Regions from separate parts of the Homo sapiens genome. Here region 1 is linked to region 2. Evidence: read pairs that join two places in POLR2A ChIA-PET (ENCODE). Cell type or tissue: CD4-positive, alpha-beta T cell. All regions are shown on one strand. Each heading gives the region's core, and the rest is flanking DNA. Links, peaks and the distances in the headings are about the cores only.

Region 1 (5,374 bases), core at 229-5,228, 140 kb before region 2:
TTATTAAACACCTCGAGAAGCATCCTCTGCAAGGAATTGCATTAAGACGGGTGGGTGGGGTGAAGAGAGGGAGAGCTGGAGTGAGCCTGAGAACAGAGCCAAAAGCATTGAAGAATATGGAAGAGGAGAGGGGGGGACAGGGATAGTTTTACATGTCCCTGGCTGTGGGAAAGGAAGGTCGCAATCCTACTGGGGTCATAAAGCAGAAGGAGCCATTCAGGTATAGAGGGGAAGAGGGGAAAGGAGACCAAGAGATACAAAGGGACTAAGGCTGGGGGAGATGAACTTCAGAGTCTTAGAGCAAAAATGAACAGGAACTTACCTTCTTCCCTTTGTGATTTAAGAGGCAGAGGTTAAGTACAGGTATGAATCTGGAGGCAATTGGAGACTTGTCCTGGAGCTTTGGGAACAACCTGAGCGTGGTGTATTTTTGGAAAGAAGAGAGGAGCTGGGTATGGGCCCTGGGCATCTTTCCTTGCTGGCCTGGCCTCTCAGGAGCCTGCCCCTCTGGCTGGGTAGATGTAAGCCCCCCTCGAGCAGGTCTGGGGATACCTCCTCTCAGCCATGGCACTGACCTCTTTGTGTGTTGAATCGTTTGTGTTCCTATTTTTTTGTACATTGCCATCATGGCTATACTAAGACAAGTTCCTCAAAAAAGTTGTGTTCTTGGTTTTTTTCTTCCTTTCCTATTCTTTAATCCTTGCCTCTCTGGCATGTCTCAATATGCCCTTTCAAAAATTGGTGCACTAACACCTGTTTTTCCATTTCGTTACAAAGTTGTCTGCAACTTGATCAGCTAGGGGTCTTGTTTGGGGCAAGAAGGGTGATCGGGCAGTGGGAGCCAGGGAGGCTGGCTCTGGTGAGGCACAGGCCTTGGCAACTGTATAAGGAATGTGATGGCTCAGATAAATAGGGCCAGTCCCAAGATGGGAATCTCGTGAATTCACAGGCTACAGCAAATCTCAGAGATGCTCAGTTCTGCAGCTCCATTTCACAGGTGAAGGAATCCAGGCCCAGAACGACCTCCTGACTTGCTCACATCACACAGTTAGTACCAACGCTGAGCACGTAAATCTTTGGGCCTAAGCCCATGCTCTTTTCCCTGAATTACCCCAGTATGCTGTGGTGTGGCTAAGGGTCGAGAAGTTCCAGGGCCCCTCAGTCAGGAGTTTTAGCTCTCATATAAAGGAAAGGGCAGATGACTGCTGCTGTTACTTTTCTTTTGTAATTTGGTGCGTGCATTCAGTGGGCATGGGATGCAGGCTGGTCCAGTGCCTGCCAGGGGGAGTGACTCAGGAGTAGGCTGCCTGCTCCGGCCAGGAGCTCATTAGCAGGGCTGCACTCATTTGCAAACCAGGCAACACAGACCCGATAGCTTCCTGCAGTCCCCGGCTCAGACTCAATAAATATCTGCAGCATTTAGGTGGAAGGGAGGAAGCAAAATAAAGAAGAAACATACTCAGAGGGCGGTTCCTCCTGACTCATTTACGGTGTGAGTGGTTCCCTAGAACACACTTTGGATTTGGGTCAGTTTGCTTGGACTTTGTCAGAAAGCCGAAACTCAAGGAGAAGGGGCGTTCATGCACATCCTTATGCTCAGCAGCAGATTTACCAAGAAGCTAATGAAACACGCTTTGGGACCCTTCACTTGTATGGACCCCTTTCAAGTTCTCACAACTAATCTGTACTTATAATTTTGTAAACGCTTCGCATTTTAAAAACTGTAGATGCTTCCGGTCTTGCAAAATGTGGACTTGCTTCAGAAACCACAGCACGTGATAGGCCAGTATCTTACATGATTTCACTAAACCGACTGAGAAAAGGCACCAGGGTCACGAGTGCCCTAAGGAGCAGATGAATGGGAGAAGTAGAATATGTGCACCAGAAGCTGCATTTCTGCACAGGACCCTCCCATCCTAGCCCTGTTTAAACAAATGTCAGATCTGTCAAAGGAGGCAGTGAGAGTCCATTTGAATTTGGCTTCCTTTTTTTTTCACCTCTTCTTTCAACAGTGACATGGAGCAGAGGGTATAGTTGAGTAGGGCATCCAGCAGCAGGGATTAGGAAGAGGATTTAGGCTCTGCCGAGGCCTCTGAGGATGACCAAAGGAATCCTTGAAGGTTCCTAAAGCTGGAAACCAGCAAAGGCTGGGATGTTGTCACATAAGCCCCAGGGTGGAGACTTTACCTTACCGTGTCCTGTGTTCAAGGTGCACGGGGTCGCAGGTTTCAATTGTCTTCGAGGGCAACGAGGGGCCACGCTAGGGTTGCTTGAGAGCAGTTTTGCTTCCATTCATCCTCCCTTCCCCCTTCTCCCTCATTTGTACATGTGTAATTAGAGTGACCAGCCTGCTGGCCTGTTTACAAGGGGAGGAAGTCCCTCCTCCCACCGCTTTTGTGGTAGCTTTAAGTGGACTCTATTCTTCTGTGCTTCCTGCCTTGAAAGTGCTGACCAGGGTCACTCACAGGGCTGTTAAACAGCTGCTGCGCCTCACCCTGGCAGCAAACAAGGCCATTCCAGGCCCATCCATCAGCGTGGCTCGACAAGTGCTTTGGGATCTGCCTGGGTGAAAGATGGGAAGTGAGCGTGGGCGTGGCCCTGACGCGCGTCAACCTCCAGATCAAATTTGTCCCAGGCCCTGGTGTCCCCGACGCAGGGAGGAACAGAGACTGTGGGGAGAAACTTGGGCATCCCCATGTTGTCATCTGGGCAGTAGCCATGGCTACTTCTTTCTCATTCATTCTTTAAATATTAATTGATTGCCTGCTTAAGACTGCACAAAAGCCTGAATTGTCAACTGCTTTATTTCAATAGCTGACATTTGATTTAGTGGATGTAAAAAAGATTGCTTGGTTTTTTTTTTTTTTTTGAGACGGAGTCTCACTCTGTCACCCACCCTGGAGTACAGTGGTGCGATCTTGGCTGACTGCAACCTCTGTCTCCAGGGTTGAAACGATTCTCATGCCTCAGCCTCTCGAGAGCTGGGATTACAGGCACATGCCACCACACCTGGCTAATTTTTGTATTGTTAGTAGAGACACGGTTTCACCGTGTTGGCCAGGCTGGTCTCGAACTCCTAAGCTCAAGTGATCTGCCCGCCTTGGCCTTCCAAAGTGCTGGGGTTACAGGTGTGAACCACTGTGCCTGGCCAGAACTTTTAAATTTTTATTGATTTTTTATCTTTTCTTACCCTGCCAGGGTGCCTAACATCCAGCTCAAGGCTTTAGTTTTTTCAGTAGATGATTCCAAACTGCTGTCCCCCAAATATCACAAGTGATTCCTAGTTTTCTAACTGGAGAATCTCAGATTTCACTTGGTTACTCTGTTCTTGAGAAAATAACATTGAAAACCCAAACCTCATCTCCGAGGACTTTTAGCAGTCGCCTCATGTGTGGGCATTGGGAAACCATGTGCATTTGGGCAGACTCCTCCAGCCCTTCCAGCTCTGGTGTCTGCTGTGCTTCTGGTCTCTGCTTTTAGAAAGAGAGGTGGGAGCCAGCAAGTGGAGATTGTTAGTGGGTGAGACAATATTCCCCTCCCTTAAGCCCCTCCTCAAGCCTCTGTCTGCTGTGACAATGTATTTTGGGATTTCTGAGCCCTGGCCCTAGGATAACCCGAGATTGAATCCTCAAAGAGGGACAAGGGGACAGAGGGTGACATTGATGATTGATGGGACATAAGGTGGAAGATGGCAAAAAAAAATGTCTTTTTTTTTTTTTTTTTTGAGATGGAGTCTTGCTCTGTCGCCCAGGCTGGAGTGCAGTGGCGTAATCTCGTGTCATGGCAACCTCCGCCTCCCAGGTTCCAGCAATTCTCCTGCCTCAGCCTCCTGAGTAGCTGAGGTTACTGGCATGCACCACCACGCCCAGTCAATTTTTGTATTTTTAAGTAGAGATGGGGTTTCACCATCTTGGCCAGGCTGATCTCGAACTCCTGACATCAGGTGATCCACCTGCCTCAGCCTCCCAAAGTGCTAGGATTATAGGCGTGAGCCACCGCACCCAGCCAGAATAATGTCTTCTACCAAGTTTTTCTTTTTCTTTTTTCCAAGACGGAGTCTTGCTCTGTTGCCCAGGCTGGAGTGCAGTGGCGCAATCTCGGTTCACTGCAAGCTCCGCCTCCCGGGTTAACGCCATTCTCCTGACTCAGCCTCCTGAGTAGCTGGGACTACAGGCGCCCGCCACCGCACCCGGCTATTTTTATTTTTTTGTATTTTTAGTAGAGACGGGGTTTCACCATGGTCTCGATCTCCTGACCTTGTGATCCGCCTGCCTCAGCCTCCCAGAGTGCCGGGATTACAGGCGTGAGCCACTGCGCCCGGCTGTCTTCTTCTAAGTTTTTCAAATATCTGAAAAGACTGTTGTGAAATCATACATATTTATGATAAAAGAATTACATAATTGACAGTGGCCTTTTGTGGCCATGTGCTTTCTCCACCCAAGGAAATTAAAATACAATTATTATCATGTGATTGTTGAGGATATTATTTGACTTAAAAGGGATCTTGATATTTGAAACGTTCACTGATCTTTAGAAACTAAAATATGAATGTGTCTGGGCATGGTGACTCACACCTGTCACTCCAGGACTTTGGGAGGCTGAGGTGGGAGGATTGCTTGAGTCTGGGAGATCAAAACCAGTCTGGCCAACATAGTGAGACCCCAGTATCTAATTAAAAAAAAGAACGTTCATTCTGGAAGATAAAATAGAAGCCATGGAAGCTGGCTGTGCTGTAAAAATGGCCTAAATCTGTTTTTCACCTTCAGATCATTGGCCTTTCTGCAGTGCACACAAGCTCTGAGGTTTGTACAAACCTAATATGATCAGCACAACTGCTTCTAGAAGGTCTCTCAGAGCCAGTTAGTGAGGCAGGACTCTGAAGGAGGGAAGACAGGAAAGGAAAGTTAATCTTCCAGCAGCTCTTGGGGTGTAGAAAGCCCCTCAGATCCCTCAGCTCACCTCAGCTGTTTGTCTCCTGGCCCAGCTGCCCTGGTTTAGCGGTCGTTTAAATATTTTCTTTGCTTTCCCTTTGGCTTGATGAATTGTGGATGTCTAAACATGGGCCCTTTCCCACCTGGGCCTGCCCCGCCTCTTTCCTGGGGATATAATGGGCTTGTTTGAAGGGCCTGACCTGGCATCGGTGCTGGCCAGCAGGAGCTGGGGGAGAAACACCTCTGTGTGTACAGCGCTTGGGCTAAGTAGCCCTTTCATTGGAGTAGTCAACACCTTTTGTTGCTGCCAGACCCTTCGGGACTGATCCAGTATTCGCTGTCCTTTGAGGTGGGTTGGAGAGAGGTAAATGTGCCCAGAGCAGCTTCCAGAAAGAACTCGCTGAACACTGCCTCCTTTGGTTCCATCCTTCAGGAGATCTGCT
Region 2 (5,374 bases), core at 186-5,185:
GTTCCCCTGAGAGCTGGTAAGCTGTAGGTACAATAAAGAATCTGCTGAGTGAAACTTGACCATGGGTTTTGAGGTTGTCCTCACCCCTGAACTGGAGTAGGCTTTAAGATACGCATTGTACTCCCCATTTGACAGCTAGAATGCAGAAAATACAAATTACTCAGAGTTACCGAAACTTGAACATTTGCACTAAAAGCCCTAAGTCTTGACTCTCCCAAGAAATTACTCACAATTAAAGTGTTATACATTCCATAAACAATATGCAAACAAATCTAGAAATAAATCTGGGTTTTAAACATGCAATAATCATGAAAGGTTTTCTCTGTTTTCAGGATCACTGTGTGTTTTGCCTTGGGTATCACAAGGATTTTGAAATAAAAAGGGTTTTCATTTTACCTTTTAGGAACATGATATAATTTATCTGCATGATTGCATTTTAATTAGCACTCCCATTGCCTTTTTAAACGTGCAAAGATATAAAATGAGCCAACCAAACAGGAAGACACATAGCCAAGGTGTTTGCTACTGTGCTGTTATTGAGCACAGCCTTGGGATGAAGCCTGTACCAGACTCAAGTTTTAATAGTGTGAACTGGTTCAAAATAAAGCCATTTGTATGCATAATATTTTACATAAGGGTTAAGCTGCCTTAGCAATTGTTGATAATGATGGATCTTTGCACAGCCCTGAGGATCTTCAAACATTCTTTGGGAGTAAATCAGGCATTTCTGCAATTAAAAAACCAACGTGTAAAGAATTTTACAGGGAGCATTTTAACACAAGTCTTAGATGGTGAGGTGATGACTCTGGGAACCCTAAAACTACATCAGAGTTGCACCTGTGTGGAGTTGGGTGTGGGGAGGGCAGGGGAAATAATGCAAACCACAAGAGTGGACTTAGTTTTGGAGGGAGGTGTTAACTCTCTTTATAGCACAGCATGAGGTGCTAGCTCAGCATGGTGTGTTCTGCTGTTCTGGGAGCCTCTACTTTTCAAAAATCTGAACTAGGTTATTAAGAAAAAATTAAAGGCAACGTAAAGAGAATTTGCGCTTCCCAACCTTGGAAGCCCTAGCTTGTAACACCTTTCTAAACAAGACCTTTGTGGGTTGAGTAGATGGAGTTCTGGCTGATTCCTTCAGCCTTTTCAGTTGTGGCCATAGGAGGTCAGATGAGCTGTAGCTCAGGCTGGTGGTCAGATGGCTATGATTGTCTGTTAGTAACTTGCTCTCAAAATTAAGTAGATAATTGTTTTAAATAATATGCTATGTGGGTTGGGCATGGTGTATCACGCCTATAACCCCAGCACTTTGGGAGGATCGCTTGAGCCCAGGAGTTTGAGAGCAGCCTGGGCAACATAGTGAGACCCTGTCTCTACAAAAAATTAAAAAGAAAAATTAGGCATGTGTGGTGGTGCATGCTGGTAGTTCCAGCTACTCAGGAGGTTGAAGTGGGAGGATTGTTTTGGCATGGGAGGTTGAGCTGCAGTGAGCTCTGATAGTGCCACTGCGCTCCAGCTTGGGTGACAGAGTGAACCTCTGTATATATTTAAAAAAAAAAGGCTATGAATATTTTATTTAAAATCTGCATTAAGATGAAAGAAAATTGTTATTATATGACTTGTTCAACTACCAGCTAGTTAACTAAAACTGGGATTCATTGGAATAAAATGCATAAACCCTCCCTTTAAGTCACACCATGATCAAAAATCTCCAGAGGAGAAAAAAAATCACATACCTATGTAGCTCTAAAGAGAATGGAAGCAAATCTAGAACTAGTAACACAACTTGTTTAACAGCTGTGGTGTAATTGTGACACTTCATTGAACAAAACTGTTCAATGGGCAGAAAGATTATCGCTATTTTTTGGTGGCATTCAGAATTATGCTTCTTGCAAAGCATTTCCATTTTTGTAATAATACATCATGAGACAGTCCATCCAAAAAGTATCTTGTAAGGATTAGATTGCTCTAAACAACAAATATCAGTTAATAGTGTGAGTCGTCCATAGCTTTCAGGGCCCTAGATATGATAAATAGAGAAACTTGGCATCTGAATTCTTAATGCCTAAACAATGCGCCCTCAACTCAATAACTGACATTGATGATGGCAAGGGCCCCCACTGATGACTTACTTGGCTTCCTCCATCAAATTCCTCATAAAAAAGAGGGAGGGTTGAACAACAAAACAAGGGTGGCAAGCCCAAATCTTTGTCCATTCCAGGCTCTTCACCACTGAGCAGACAAATGAGAGTGAAAGCACAGACTTCCTGCTCTTTCTCTTGCAACCCATTAAGACTTCTCTCTGGTAAACAGGCCTGTGGTTGCTTTTGTTTAGTTTTGTTTAGTTCTCCTCCCTTCCCCCATTTGTTTAAAGCATTGAAAGTCCTACAATTGCTGTGGCCATCATTCTCCCAGACTACAACCTGCACAATGGCAGGGTTACAATGGGAGAGGGAGGCTGGCGGTGATTCCTTTGTGTTTCAGAGAGTTTCAACGAATTTGTCAGGCTGCAGCAGCTATTGCCGTGTAGGTACTGGGCGCCAACCGGTAAGCAGCAGGCTCTTCCGGGTTGATCTGCAGGAACACGTTTTTGCCTTTTAATGTGTCGTGAAGCACGGGTAAGAAGCTCTCGCTGAGTCCTTGCTAGTTCTCACAGTTCTGACTTATGCCCTGAAAACTGTGCAGAGAGCTTGGAGATAGGGTGTTAAGACCGGCAAGAACATCCAGGGCTTTGTGGATGCTCCGTACCCGCCCCCACCTCCTCTGCTGCTGTCACAACCCCACACCATAATTGGCAGTACTTCTCAGGCTTGGGTGGAAAGAGAAGGCAGATAGTTGTAAAAACCAGATAAGATGCACTAATACCAAGGGCTTTAGTTAAAAAATCTTCATAGCTTTTTATTTCCCAACCACCACATTCTCCTAAGACTTGGGTTTGGTCACCTAGAATGTGTGCGATCTTACATGAATCACTAACATGCTCTGGGTTTCAATATCTTCATCAATAAAATTAGAGTAGTTCTCAAAGTGTGGTCCCTGGAACAGCATTCTCAGGGAAGTTGTTAGAAATGCAAGATTCTTAAACCCCAACAGAGACCTACTGAATGGGCCACGCTGGGTGAGGTCTAGCTATCTGTGTAGTTTTAACCAGCCCTTTAGGGAATGCTGTTGCAGGCTCAAGTTTGAGACCGCCTGAAATAGATGATCTTGTGCATTCTTTCTAGCACTGGCATTTCTTTTTTCTTTTGTTTCCTTTTTTTGTTTTTTTGAGACGGAGTCTCTCTCTGTCGCCCAGGCTGGAGTGCAGTGGCGCGATCTCGGCTCACTGCAAGCTCCGTATCCTGGGTTCACGCCATTCTCCTGCCTCGGCCTCCCGATTAGTTGGGACTGCAGGCGCCCGCCACCACGCCCGGTTAATTTTTTTTTTTTGTATTTTTGAGAGGTGACAGCGTGCCGGCAGCCCTTGCAGCCCTCCCTCGCTCTCCGCGCCTCCTCGGCCTTGGCGCCTACTCTGGCCGCGCTTGAGGAGCCCTTCAGCCCACCGCTGCACTGTGGGAGCCCCTTTGTGGGCTGGCCAAGGCAGGAGCTTGCAGGGAGGTGTGGAGGGACAGGCGCGGGCAGGAACCGACGCTGCGCCAGGTGCTTGCCGGCCGGCGCGAGTTCCGGGTGGGCGTGGACTCAGTGGCCCCGCACTCGGAACGGCAAGCCGGCCGGCCCGCAAGCCCCGGGTAGTGAGGGGCTTAGCACCTGGGCCAGCAGCTGTTGTGCTCGATTTCTCGCGGAGCCTTAGCTGCCTCCCCGTGGGGCAGGGCTCGGGACCTGCAGCCCGCCATGCCTGAGCCTCCCCCCGCACACCTCCCTGGGCTCCTGCACAGCCAGAGCCTCCCCGACGAGCGCCGCCCCCTGCTCCACGGCGCCCAGTCCCATCGACCACCCAAGGGCCGAAGAGTGCGGGCGCACGGCGCGGGACTAGCAGGCAGCTCCACCTGCGGCCCAGGTGTGGGATCCACTGGGTGAAGCCAGATGGGTTCCTGAGTCTGGCGGGGACTTGGAGAATCTTTATGTCTAGCTAAGGGATTGTGAATGCACCAATCGACACTCTGTGTCTGGCTCAAGGTTTGTAAATGCACCAATCAGCACTCTGTGTCTAGCTCAAGGTTTGTAAATGCACCAATCAGCACTCTGTGTCTAGCTCAGGGTTTGTAAATACACCAATCGACACTCTGTATCTAGCTAATCTAGTGGGGACATGGAGGGGAGGGACATGGAGAACTTTTGTGTCTAGCTCAGGGATTATAAATGCACCAATCAGCACCCTGTCAAAATGGACCAATCAGCTATCTGTAAAATGGACCAATCAGCAAGATGTGGGTGGGGCCAGGTAAGACAATAAAAGCAGGCTGCCAGCGCCAGAAGTGGCAACCTGCTCGCAGGTGTTTCCACAGTGTAGCTTTCTTCTATTGCTCTTTTTAAGAAATCTTGCTGCTGCTCGTTGTTTGGGTCCACACTGCGGTTTATGAGCTGTAACACGCACTGCAAAGGTCTGCAACTTCACTTCTTAGGCCAGTGTAGATTATGTAACCCACCGTGAGAAATGAGCAACTCCAGACGCGCCACTTTAAAAGCTGTAACACTCACCGTGAAGGTCTGCAGCTTCACTCCTGATCCCGCGAGACCACGAACCCGCCTAAAGAAAGAAACTCCGAACACATCCGAACGTCAGAAGGAACAAACTCTGGACACGCCGCCTTTAAGAACTGTAACGCTCACTGCGAGGGTCCGCGGCTTCATTCTAGAAGTCAGTGAGACTAAGAACCCACCAATTCTGGACACATTTTTAGTAGAGATGGGCTTGCACCATATTAAGCAAGATGGTCTCCATCTCCTGAATGGTCAGCCTGCCACGGCCTTCCAAAGTGTTGGGATTACGGGCATGAGCCACTGCGCTCGGCCAGCACTGGCATTTCTAATGATTTAGTTTCAGTTCATCAAGCCAGTTCGAACCCAAAGCTCTACACACGTGATAACGTTTTCCAGAGAGACTTGTCAAGTGTATCAGCTGTGAGCATCCGTGCTGATAAACAACAAGAATTAGAATCATGGGATCAAAGGAAAACTGGAAACCTGAACCAGCTCGGCTGGCTAAAAGCCTTTCCTTTCAGATTGCTATATTGCTCTCAAGTTGCATTGAAATGATTTTGCAGGACAATGGTAAGTACTTGACTTCTGTTACACTGCTCTAGGCACCATCTATCTACTTGGATGTGCACATTTGCTTGCTCTGAAAAAGAGCTCTTTTTGTTTCTTTTTCCCTTACCCAGGGAGCAGTTTTTGTTTGATAAAGTCGGCTTGAGAACACTAAGAATGTGGTATGGCT

The links. Peaks named below come from ENCODE experiments on the same cell type or tissue, not always from the same donor. Only the 100,000 strongest peaks of a DNase experiment are listed, where the experiment ranks them.
Region 1: POLR2A ChIA-PET joins it to region 2 with 6 read pairs; 3 of 35 experiments call an interaction of 5 or more read pairs at or near these places.

The regions. Positions count from the first base shown.
Region 1 is chr6:14,918,511-14,923,884 of GRCh38, reverse strand. All of the region lies in intron 2 of LOC105374945 (a long non-coding RNA gene), which reads left to right. Among named protein-coding and RNA genes, the nearest start is that of JARID2-DT, 320 kb to the left of the region's middle. In CD4-positive, alpha-beta T cell, for the core only: no CTCF peak of the experiment used is centred there; DNase peaks (open chromatin) are centred at 1,424, 1,814 and 2,624; H3K27ac peaks cover 618 bases.
Region 2 is chr6:14,782,177-14,787,550 of GRCh38, reverse strand. No RefSeq gene overlaps it. Among named protein-coding and RNA genes, the nearest start is that of JARID2-DT, 460 kb to the left of the region's middle. RefSeq lists enhancers at 1,952-2,503, 2,319-2,613, 2,504-3,055, 3,056-3,607 and a silencer at 2,319-2,613. In CD4-positive, alpha-beta T cell, for the core only: no CTCF peak of the experiment used is centred there; a DNase peak (open chromatin) is centred at 2,550; H3K4me3 peaks cover 692 bases; H3K27ac peaks cover 415 bases.